2 separate regions of the Homo sapiens genome follow, and region 1 is linked to region 2. Evidence: read pairs that join two places in POLR2A ChIA-PET (ENCODE). Cell type or tissue: B cell. All regions are shown on one strand. Region 1 has its middle 54 kb from the start of SECISBP2. Region 2 overlaps SEMA4D (semaphorin 4D).

Region 1 (5,000 bases), 110 kb before region 2:
GTATGTGTGGTGGTGTGTGTGTAACAGTGGTATGATTGGTGTGTGTGTGATGTGTGTTGTATGCTGTGCTGTGTGTGGTGCATGTGTGAGTGGTTGTGTTTGGTATGGTGTGTATGGGGGTGGTTTTAGGTGTGTGTACAGTGTGTGTGTGTGGTGTGTGTTGGTATGTGTGCACATGTGCAGTGAGTATGCATGGTCTGTGTGTATGGTGTTTGATGTGTGTGTGGTGTGTGTGATTTGGTGTATGTGATGTTTTGTGCTGTGCATTTATTGTGTGCATGCACATGGTGTGTGTGTTGTGTGGTGGACATGATTGTGTTTGTGATGTGTGTGCGTGTTATGTCGTGTGTGTGTGTTGTGGTACATGTGTCGTGTGGTGTATATTGTGGTGTATCTGTACGTATGTGGTGTATCTGATATATGCGTGGCGTGTGGTGTGTGTGGTGTGTTTGTGGTGTGTGGCTGGTGTGTGGTGTGTGGTATGTAGGTGTGTGTCTGGTTTGTGTGTGTGGTGTGTATGAAGGAGGTATGGTGTGTGTGTGATGCTGGCATGTGGTGTGTGTGGCATGTGGTGTGAGGGGGTGTGGTGCTGGTGTGTGGTATGTCTGCTGTGTGGTCTGTGTAGTGTGTGTGGTATGTGTGTCTGGGATGTGTGTGGGGGGGTACAGTGCATGGCATGTGTGCGGTATACGTCATGCTCATGTGTGGTGTGTGTGTCTGGTGTGTGGTATGTGGCTAGCATAGTCTATGTAGTTTGTGGGGTGTGGTGTGTGTGTGGGGTGTGGTTGTGAGGGGTGTGATGTGTGTGTGGGGTGGGGTGTATGTGTGGGGTGTGGCATGTGTGTGGGTGTGGTGTGTGTCTGGGGTGCGGTGTGTCGGGCGTGTGTGTGTGGGATGTGGCGTGTGGGGTGTGTGTCTGGGATGTGTGGCATGTGACTGGGATGGTGTGTGTTGGGGGGGTGTTGTGTGTCTGGGGTATGGTGTGTATCTGGGGTAGGGTGTGTATCTGGGGTGAGCTGTGTCAGGGGTATGTCGGGGTGTGGGGTGTGTGGTATCTGGGGTGGGGTGTGGTGTGTGTCAGGGGTATGTGTATGTCTGGGGTGTGGGGTGTGTGTTATGTCTGGGGTGTATAAGGTGTGTGTGGGGGGGTGTGGTGTGTATGTCTGGGGTGTGGGGTGTGTGTTATGTCTGGGGTGTATAAGGTGTGTGTGGGGGGGGTGTGGTGTGTATCTGGGGTGTGGTGTGTGGGGTGTGGTGTGTGTCTGGGGTAGGGTGCGTATGTGGGGTGGGCTGTGGCATGTGTGTGGGGTGTGGTGTGTGACGGTGTGTGTGTCTGGGGTGTGGTGTGTGTGGGGTTGGTGTGTGTCTGGAGTGTGGTGTGTGTTGGGGTGTGTGTGTCTGGGGTGTGGCATGTGTGTCTGGGGTGTGGTGTGTGTCTGGGGTGTGGTGTGTGTCTGGGGTGTGTGTGTGGGGTGTGGTGTGTGTCTGGGGTGTGTGTGTGGGGTGTGATGTGTGTGGGATGTGTCTGGGGTGTAGTGTGTGTGTGTCTGGGGTGTGGTGTGTGTGTGGGGGTGTGTTTGGGGTGTGGTGTGTGGGGGGGGGTGTGTGTCTGGGGTGTGGTGTGTGTCTGGGGTGTGGTGTGTGTCGGGTGTGTGTGTGGGGTGTGATGTGTGTGGGATGTGTCTGGGGTGTGGTGTGTGTCTGGGGTGTGTGTGTGGGGTGTGATGTGTGTGGGATGTGTCTGGGGTGTGGTGTGTGTCTGGGGTGTGGTGTGTGTCGGGTGTGGTGTGTGTGTGGGGGGTGTGGTGTGTGTCGGGGTGTGTTTGGGGTGTGTGTGTGGGGGGTGTGTGTGTCTGGGGTGTGGTGTGTGTTGGGGGTGTGGTGTCTGAGGTGTGTGTGGGGGGGTGTGATGTGTGTGGTGTCTGGGGTGTGGTATGTGTGTGGTGTGTGGGGTGTGGTGTGTGTGGGGTGTGGTGTGTGTGGGGTGTGGTGTGTGTGGGGTGTGGTGTGTGTCTGGGGTGTGGTGTGTGTCTGGGGTGTGGTGTGTGTCTGGGGTGTGGTGTGTGTTGGGGTGTGTGTGTCGGGTGTGGTGTGTTGGGGGCGTGGTGTGTGTCGGGTGTGTGTGTGGGGGGTGTGATGGGTGTGGTGTGTGGGGTGTGTGTGTTGGGGGGCGTGGTGTGTGTCGGGTGTGTGTGTGGGGGGTGTGATGGGTGTGGTGTGTGTGGGGGGTGTGGTGTGTGTCTGGGGGGTGTGGTGTGTGTCTGGGGTGTGGTGTGTCTGGGCTGTGGTGGGTGTGTGGGGTGTGGTGTGTGTCGGGGGTGTGTATGGGGTGTGGTGTGGGTCGGGGGTGTGGTGTCTGAGGTGTGTGTGGGGGGGTGTGGTGTGGTGTGTGTCTGGGATGTGGTGTCTGGGGTGTGGTGTGTCGGGGGTGTGTGTGTGTCTGGGGTGTGGTGTGTGTGTCCCTGCCCGTCCTTCACGGCTGGTACCAGGGTGACTGACTATAGTAAATGTGCATTGCTAGCCGCATGACAAAGCTTAGACAGCAGTCCATCCCAGGGCCAACGCGGTGCAGGATGGCTGTGCAACAGCTCTGAACACTCTCAAGGCCGCTGTCCCTCCTGTGCGGCCACAGTGCACACTGAGGCAGTCGGCCACTCCCAGCTGCTCCAGGCCCTGCCGATGCACTCAGTCCCCCAGGACTCAGGATCATAGGGCTAGCGGCTCCCAGGGCACGGGCCCCAAGGCAGTGCAGTCCTGACCTGCCCACCCCTCTTGTCACTGAGCCCAGGGTACCATGCTTGGGGTGACACCATGTGCTGTCTCACCTGGGCACTGCAAAGGCATAGTTCCCACTATGACACCCCTAGGGTGTCCCAGGGCCTTCTCAGGACCGTCCCATCCTGCCCCAGGGACAAGGCTGGCCTGTGCCAGGGCCATCAGTGGATCTTTCCGTATCATCTTCCACTGATAATTCCACTTCCTAGAGGCGAGAACTGTGGTGGAGAAGGGATGAAATGTGTCTAGGTGGAGAGTGGCACTGGTGGCCAATCTCCCACCCCAGCTCCTGACACAGGCCCACAGGTGTGGCCCTGTCCCTCCCTTGGATGGGCACTGAGGCCCCTGGGTGCAGGACAAGGGTGGGCCTCCACCCCACCACCAGGCCTCAAGCTCTCGCATCCCCAGGACACAGGCCTCTCCGCCCTACTCCGCCCACGTGGCCACATCACCTCCACCGCACCCCACGTTGGGCCCTTGTGCCCTGGCAGCCTCTGCACACACCACAGGCTATGTTTTCCCCTGTGCAGACCCACCCCGATCCCCTTTCAGGAAGCGCTTTGGCCTCAGAGGGCCCTCACCTCTCCTGGATGGCCAAGTCCCTGGGGCCACTTTCTGAGCACTGGCCAAGTGTTGGGGCAGGTGGGGACATCTCCTGGGTGACACATGGGCCTCCACCAGCTCTGGGGCAGACCCAGTCCCCAAGTGCAACCCTGACCAGCTGACCTTCCATCAGTCAGCCCTCTCTGGGGGGTGAGACGCTCCCCAAGACACAGGGTCACCCAGCAGAGCTACAGGCACCAGGACGCAGCATGGGGAACTGAAGATGCCACGAATGTCCTCTTAAGTTTCATATTCTAAAGACACTTTGCTAGCCCTTTAATCAGACAGCCCCCAAACCACTGTGACAGCTACCACGAAAACAGCCATTATAGCAAAGAAAAACCCAGCCAAGTTCCAAAGCAGCCCTGCCCTGGGTGGCTGGGGGAGGACACAGGCAGAAGCGGTAGGCCTGTGCCTTGAGTGCACTGTATTGCAATCTCCAGGCTCTGGGCCTCACCTGGAATGGCTCATTCCTGGCCCACAAGGCAGAAAATGGCACTCACTCTCCTCAGGAAAGTCTCTGGGACTTGCAAGTCACACTGTGGCCTCTGTCGCAGGAAGCATCTACAGACCCCAACAGAACCCTGGAGCCTACTCGGGAAATTCACAGCCACAGCCCCTCTGAGTTCACGGCATGCCCATGATGCCCTGGCCTCGGCCCACCCTTGAAAAGGCTGAAGCCACTCTCTCCTAAGCTGGTGCTCCCTGGGGAGGTCTCACAGCCTTCGCAGGCTGTGGCCTCAGTGGAACAAGTGAACGAGAATGTCCCAGATGGGGCCAAATGCCTCTGGAGAGAAAGTAAAGACCACGTGAAAAGGGGGTGGCGGAGGGCTGGGGGCCTCAGTTCTCAATCTGTTCAGTCCATCCTGAGCACTGGCAAAGGACTGCCCTCCTCCCTCAGCTCCCCTACCCTCTACACACTACTCCTGGCCACACTGCTGCAAGCCCACAGCTACATTCCCCATATCCATCTGTGACCGCCAGCTTTCTGTTAGGTCTGGCCATGGGAGTCATTGACAGGAGACAGGAAGTTGGAAGGAAGAAACATTTTTGTGGCTTCAAGTAGGACCTCCAGCAGTGAAGGCAGTGTGGCGGGCAGGGAGAGGCTGCAGATCACACGGCCACAGCCTCGGTGGCACAGCAAGTGAGACTGAGTGTTTGACACTTCACTCTTCCTGCCCATGGCTGATAATGGAAACCTCACCTTCCCACTGTTCCCAGCCCTTCTATCACCTTTGTAACCAATTCCCTGTGTTAAATGCCCTGTGGTTGAAATATCTGGGGTGGTTTCTGTTGCTGTAACAGTGATGTCCCTTCTCCCTGGGCACCCATCTTTCATTCCCTGCTGACCCCAGGGGCTTGTGTGTATGCCTGCCTAGCTACAGGGGGTACACCTGGAGCCTCACATTTAAAAATGTAACAGCAGCCGGGCATGGTGGCTCATGCCTGTAATCCCAGCACTTTGGGAGGCCAAGGCAGGTGGATCCCCTGAGGTCAGTAGTTTGAGACCAGCCTGGCCAAGATGGCGAAACCCTGTCTCTACTAAAAATACAAAAATTAGCTGGGCATGGTGAGGTGTGCCTGTAATCCCAGCTACTAGGGGGGCTGATGCAGGAGGATCG
Region 2 (5,000 bases):
TGTAGCAACTACAATGTAAGTGCTTGAAAAGGCTTCAGAGTAGTCCTGACACAAAATGTCTCAGTGGAAGTCTCCAGATGACACCATCACTTATTTAGAGAATGCCACTGTGGCCTGAGCATGGTCTCCTCGCTGAGAAAAGAGAAAGGGGAGAGAGCATGTCTGCATTCTCAGGGCTCCTTCATTTCCACCGCGAGACATCTGTGCTAAGCCATCTATCCCTTCTGCAGCCCTAAATGTGCTAATTATTAAATGACACTCTCTTCCAGTTGAAATAAAACCTGTGCCCACTGGCTGGAGTCACAGAGCGGTTACTTGTAAATAAATGGAGTCTGTATCTCCCCGAAGGCTTGATTCCAGGTCCTGCAGCGACTGGTGTCTATTTTAAAAATCGCCTTCTCACCACCTCTCTGGTTTCGCCAAGCTGGCAAAAACCAAGCCCTGCTCCAACCGTGCTCTTGTGGAAGGAACTGGAACATGAGGATGGCAGATCCCTGCACAGAGAGACCTCAGCCCCACAGAACATCCAGGACGCAGCCGCTGCTTACAGGCAAGACCAAGGGAGCCAGGCGGCTTCCCAGGATTCCACATTTGAAACCCAAGCCACTGCCCTCAGCATTCAAAGACAAGCTAGATATCCAATTCCACCTGCTCAAGAGCTCTGCTTTGACCCAGTTTTCCTGCCCTGTTGTTCTCAGGCTTGCGGTCCAACACCAGCCCCTGGGGTAGGCACTGTGCTGAAGGCTCTAAGGCATGTCCAGCCCCAGAAATGTGGGGATTAGCCTCACTGAGAGGAAAATCAAGCGGTAGAGGAGTACATGGTCAAAGTCAGCCAACGTGAGAAATAAGATAATAATACATAGTGTACACACATTGACGTCACGCTAAAATTTTTACATTTCCATGCAGTTACACATAGGGCCAGATGTCACATGGGGGTCAGTAGTTCTCAATCTGGGGGTTGCAAACACAGTTTTTCAACAAATATAATCAAATAAAAATATCAGGGGGTGTCACAGATAGTTAAGGGCGGCTGTTATGAGCAAAACTTACTGGCATGTGTGCATCTGTGTGCTGTGTGTGTGTGCGTGTGCTGCCTCACAATATAAAATGCATGTGGGTCACTGTCAGCGTCTGAAGCCAGCCAGGCATGAGACACCCACACAGCCAGGCTGCCTGATGGTCAAGAAGCTTTTGTATTGTAATAAAAAATGTTTTAGCAATATGGTCCATGCACTGAAACCTTCCTGAGGCTTGGTTTCAAACATAACACTGAATTCCACATGCATCTCAGTTCAAACGTGGGCAAGAAGGGATATTACAGGAGTCATCTCATTTAATAATCCTACAGTCCCCCAACAACCACTGAGGGACAACCCCACTAAGGAAGAGGGCGGGCCCCACTGAGGCTGCGCACAAGCTGGCAGGCACAGAAGGGCTTCCGGGCTCCCCCAGGAACTGGAGCCTTAAAGAGGACGCCGCGGCCACCCCGCCCTGCAGGCCCACCTGCAGCTGGGCTGCATCTGGGAGAGGCAAGCGAGGGGCCGGCCAGCTTCACTGCCTGCATGCCCTTTAGGAGCAGAACAAGCTGCAAAACACCCACCTGCTCTGGGAACAAGGCACGCATGACCAGTCTAGGAAAAGTGTGCAAAGCTCTCAAGACTCCGATGCATACGGGGTATGTGTGTGCTGTGTGTGCTGCGGCACGTGCAGCATATGACTGTGTGGTGTTATGTGTGGGGTTTGATGTGTGGTGTGTGTGGTGTGTATGTGTACAGTGTGTGTTGTGTGTGTTTTGTGTGTGTGTGTGGCATGGTATGTGTATGTACCACGTGGTGGGTTTGTGTAGTGTGTGTGGTGTGTATGGACTGGGTGTGTGGGGTGGGGAGGTACGTGTATGGTGTGTGTATACATGGTGGGGTATGTGTGTAGTATGGGGTGTTCCGTGGTGTGATGTGCGGTGTATGTATGCAGTATATATGTAGTGTGTGTGTGGTGTGGTGTGTGTATGTAGTGTGGTGGCTGTGTGTGTGGTATGTGATGTGGTGTATGGATGTGTTGTGTGTTATGTGTGTGTGGTGTGGCAGGTATGTGTGAAGTGTGTGGTATGGGGAATGTGTGGTGTGGTGTGTGGATGTATTGTGTGGTGGGTGTGTGGTGTGTGGATGTATTGTGTGGTGTGTGTGTAATGTGTGTATACTGGGTGTTTGTGGTGTGGGGGGTATGTGTGTAGTGTGTGGTATGGGGTGTGTGGTGTGATGTGTATGTGTGTGTTGTTTGGTGTGTGTGTACTGGGTGGGTGGTGGAGGCATATGTGTGTAGTATGTTGTGTGTGTGTGTGTGTGTGTGTTCCAGAGCTACATTTTTCAACCTTTTCCTTTGTATTTCTCCTTTGTGATTTCCATAACAAGTATTGTTGCAGAAAATCAGAGAAATGTAGACAAGCACCAAGGAGAAAACAGAAGGCACGTCATCAACTAAACATCTGACTCGCATTTTGGACATGGTCTAGTGCTTTCTAGGCAATTGTAAGTCCTTGCCATGCATGTTGGTTCACAAACTGTTCTTAACACATGATGTATTATGCTGACTTCTCATCTCATTAGGCATATTTTACACTAGATTTTCAAAGAGTGACCAATGTTACTATGGCACATCCTGCCTAACTATTTCACTGTCAGTAGCTGCCCAGGTTATATCTGGATTTTCTATTTATAAACACTGAGAAACACCCTTTTCAATAAATGCTTCTTAACATTCATGATTCTTTAAATAAATGTCTAGCTCATTCAGACTCCAATGGCCAAAGGGTACATGTGCCTTAAAATCTTTAAAACATTAACCGGGCTGGGCACGGTGGCTCACACCTGTAATCCTAGCACTTTGGGAGGCCAAGACGGGAGGATCACCTGAGGTCGGGAGTTCAAGACCAGCCTGACCAACATGGAGAAACCCCATCTCTACTAAAAATACAAAATTAGCCGGGCATGGTGGCGCATGCCTGTAATCCCAGCTACTTGGGAGGCTGAGGCAGGAGAATCACTTGAACTTGGGAGGCAGAGGTTGCAGTGAGCCAAGATTGCACCATTGCACTCCAGCCTGGGCAACAAGAGCAAAACTCCATCTCAAAAAAAAAAAAAAAAAAAAAAAAAAGAAAAAAAAAAAACCACTAACCAACTGCCACCTCCTAGTGCATGCATTAGATGCTGGACCTCAGTATAGAGCATCGAATCACAACTCCTGGCTTCACCACTTCTTGGCTGAGCGGCTTCAAGAATAACATTCTTATTCTCTCTGTTCTCACCTGTAAACAAGAGGGGAGAACTGACCCAGTCTTACAGGACTGTGGTCAGAACTCCATGAGACGGATAGAGTTTGGCATATCATTTATAACAAGGTCACCATGAACGTCATCTAGCATTCTTGTCCCATAACTTCTTTCCCTTGTTTCCAATCTGTCTTTCCAATTCATCACTCTGAAATGCCAGAGTTACTCCTGAGACATCGATCTGATTGCTTTATTTACTGCTCAAATACCTGCATAATTATGCTGAGTGAAAGAAGCCAGACTCAAAGGCTACAATCTGTATAATTCCTTCTATATGAAATTCTGGAAAAGCCTAGAGGGATGGAAAACAGGTCAGTGGTTGCTAGGTCTGGGGAAAGGAAACTGACTACAAAGGGGCACAAGACGGAATTTTTGGAGTTATGAAAATTTTCCATACCTTGATTTGGTGTGGAAATGATTTGGTATGGTTATATTTACCAAAACCACATGCATTAACCAAAACTCACAGAATGGTACATTTAACAGGAAAGATTTCACTGTATATAAAATTATAGCTCAATAAATCACACAAATAACCAGAACTGACTCAAACAGAAACAGAAAATCTTCATAGTCCTATGTTAAGGAATTGAATTCATAATTAAAAGCCTCTCCATAAAGAAAACCCCAGACAGGCTGGGCACAGTGGCTCACACCTGTAAGCTCAGCACTTCAGAAGGCCAAAGCGGGAAGATGGCTTGAGGTTAGGAATTCAAGGCCAGCCTGGGAATCATAGTGAAACTCTGTCTCTGCTAAAATTCAAAAAAATTAGCCAGGCATAGTGGTGTATGCTTGTAGTCCCAGCTACTCTGGAGGCTGAGGCAGGAAGATCACTTGAGCCCAGGAAGTCAAGGCTGCAGTGAGCTATGATTGAGCTATGATTGTACCACTGCACTCCAGCCTGGACAACACAGTGAGACCTTGTCTCCAAAAAGGGAAAGGAAGGGAAGGGGAGGGGAGGGCAAGAGAAGCCCAATCCTACAAAGACTATTCAAAAATAGTAAGAGGAACCACTTCTCAAATCATTGTGTGGGGCAAACTTTACTTTGATACCAATATAAAATACAGTACCAGAAAAGAAAACAATATCCCTCATGACATAGCCACAAATATCCTTAATAAAATTGCAGCAAATCAAATCCAGCAATATATAAATATATATATATAATATATAAAACAAATATATAAAAAAGATACATAATTACCAAGTGGGATTTGTGCCAGAAATGCAAGAATGATTTAACATTCAAAAGTTAACCAGTGTAATTCACCATATTTACAAACAAAAAATGAAAAACCCTATGATCATCTCAACAGATACAGAAAAAGTATATGAGGAAATTCAACACCTACTCATGATAAAAGCTCTCAACAAATTAAAAAACTTCCACCGCCTTGTAAAAGGCACTTCATATCTTTACCTAACATCATACTTAACAACAACAACAACAAAACTTGAAATTCTTCCTTCCTGATATTGGGAACAGGCAAGAATGTCCACTTTTATCACTTCTATTAATCATTGTACTGAAAGTCCTAGAAGTGAAAGAAAAGAAGAAAAAGGAGTAAAAGGCATTCTAACTGGAAAGAAACTGGTCTTTATTCATAATCATCAGAATTATCTATATGAAAGATCTTGAGGGACTACAAAAAAAGCTACTTAAATAGCGAC

What was found. Peaks named below come from ENCODE experiments on the same cell type or tissue, not always from the same donor. Only the 100,000 strongest peaks of a DNase experiment are listed, where the experiment ranks them.
Region 1: POLR2A ChIA-PET joins it to region 2 with 6 read pairs; 3 of 35 experiments call an interaction of 5 or more read pairs at or near these places.

What each region holds. Positions count from the first base shown.
Region 1 is chr9:89,369,969-89,374,968 of GRCh38, forward strand. It overlaps a transcript of SEMA4D not described here. Among named protein-coding and RNA genes, the nearest start is that of SECISBP2, 54 kb to the left of the region's middle. RefSeq lists an enhancer at 3,190-3,259. In B cell, no CTCF peak of the experiment used is centred here; a DNase peak (open chromatin) is centred at 2,623; H3K27ac peaks cover 2,494 bases.
Region 2 is chr9:89,482,662-89,487,661 of GRCh38, forward strand. All of the region lies in intron 1 of SEMA4D (semaphorin 4D), which reads right to left. Among named protein-coding and RNA genes, the nearest start is that of SEMA4D, 13 kb to the right of the region's middle. RefSeq lists silencers at 2,523-2,602, 2,613-2,702 and an enhancer at 3,872-3,941. In B cell, no CTCF peak of the experiment used is centred here; DNase peaks (open chromatin) are centred at 1,440 and 2,500; H3K4me3 peaks cover 1,711 bases; H3K27ac peaks cover 4,680 bases.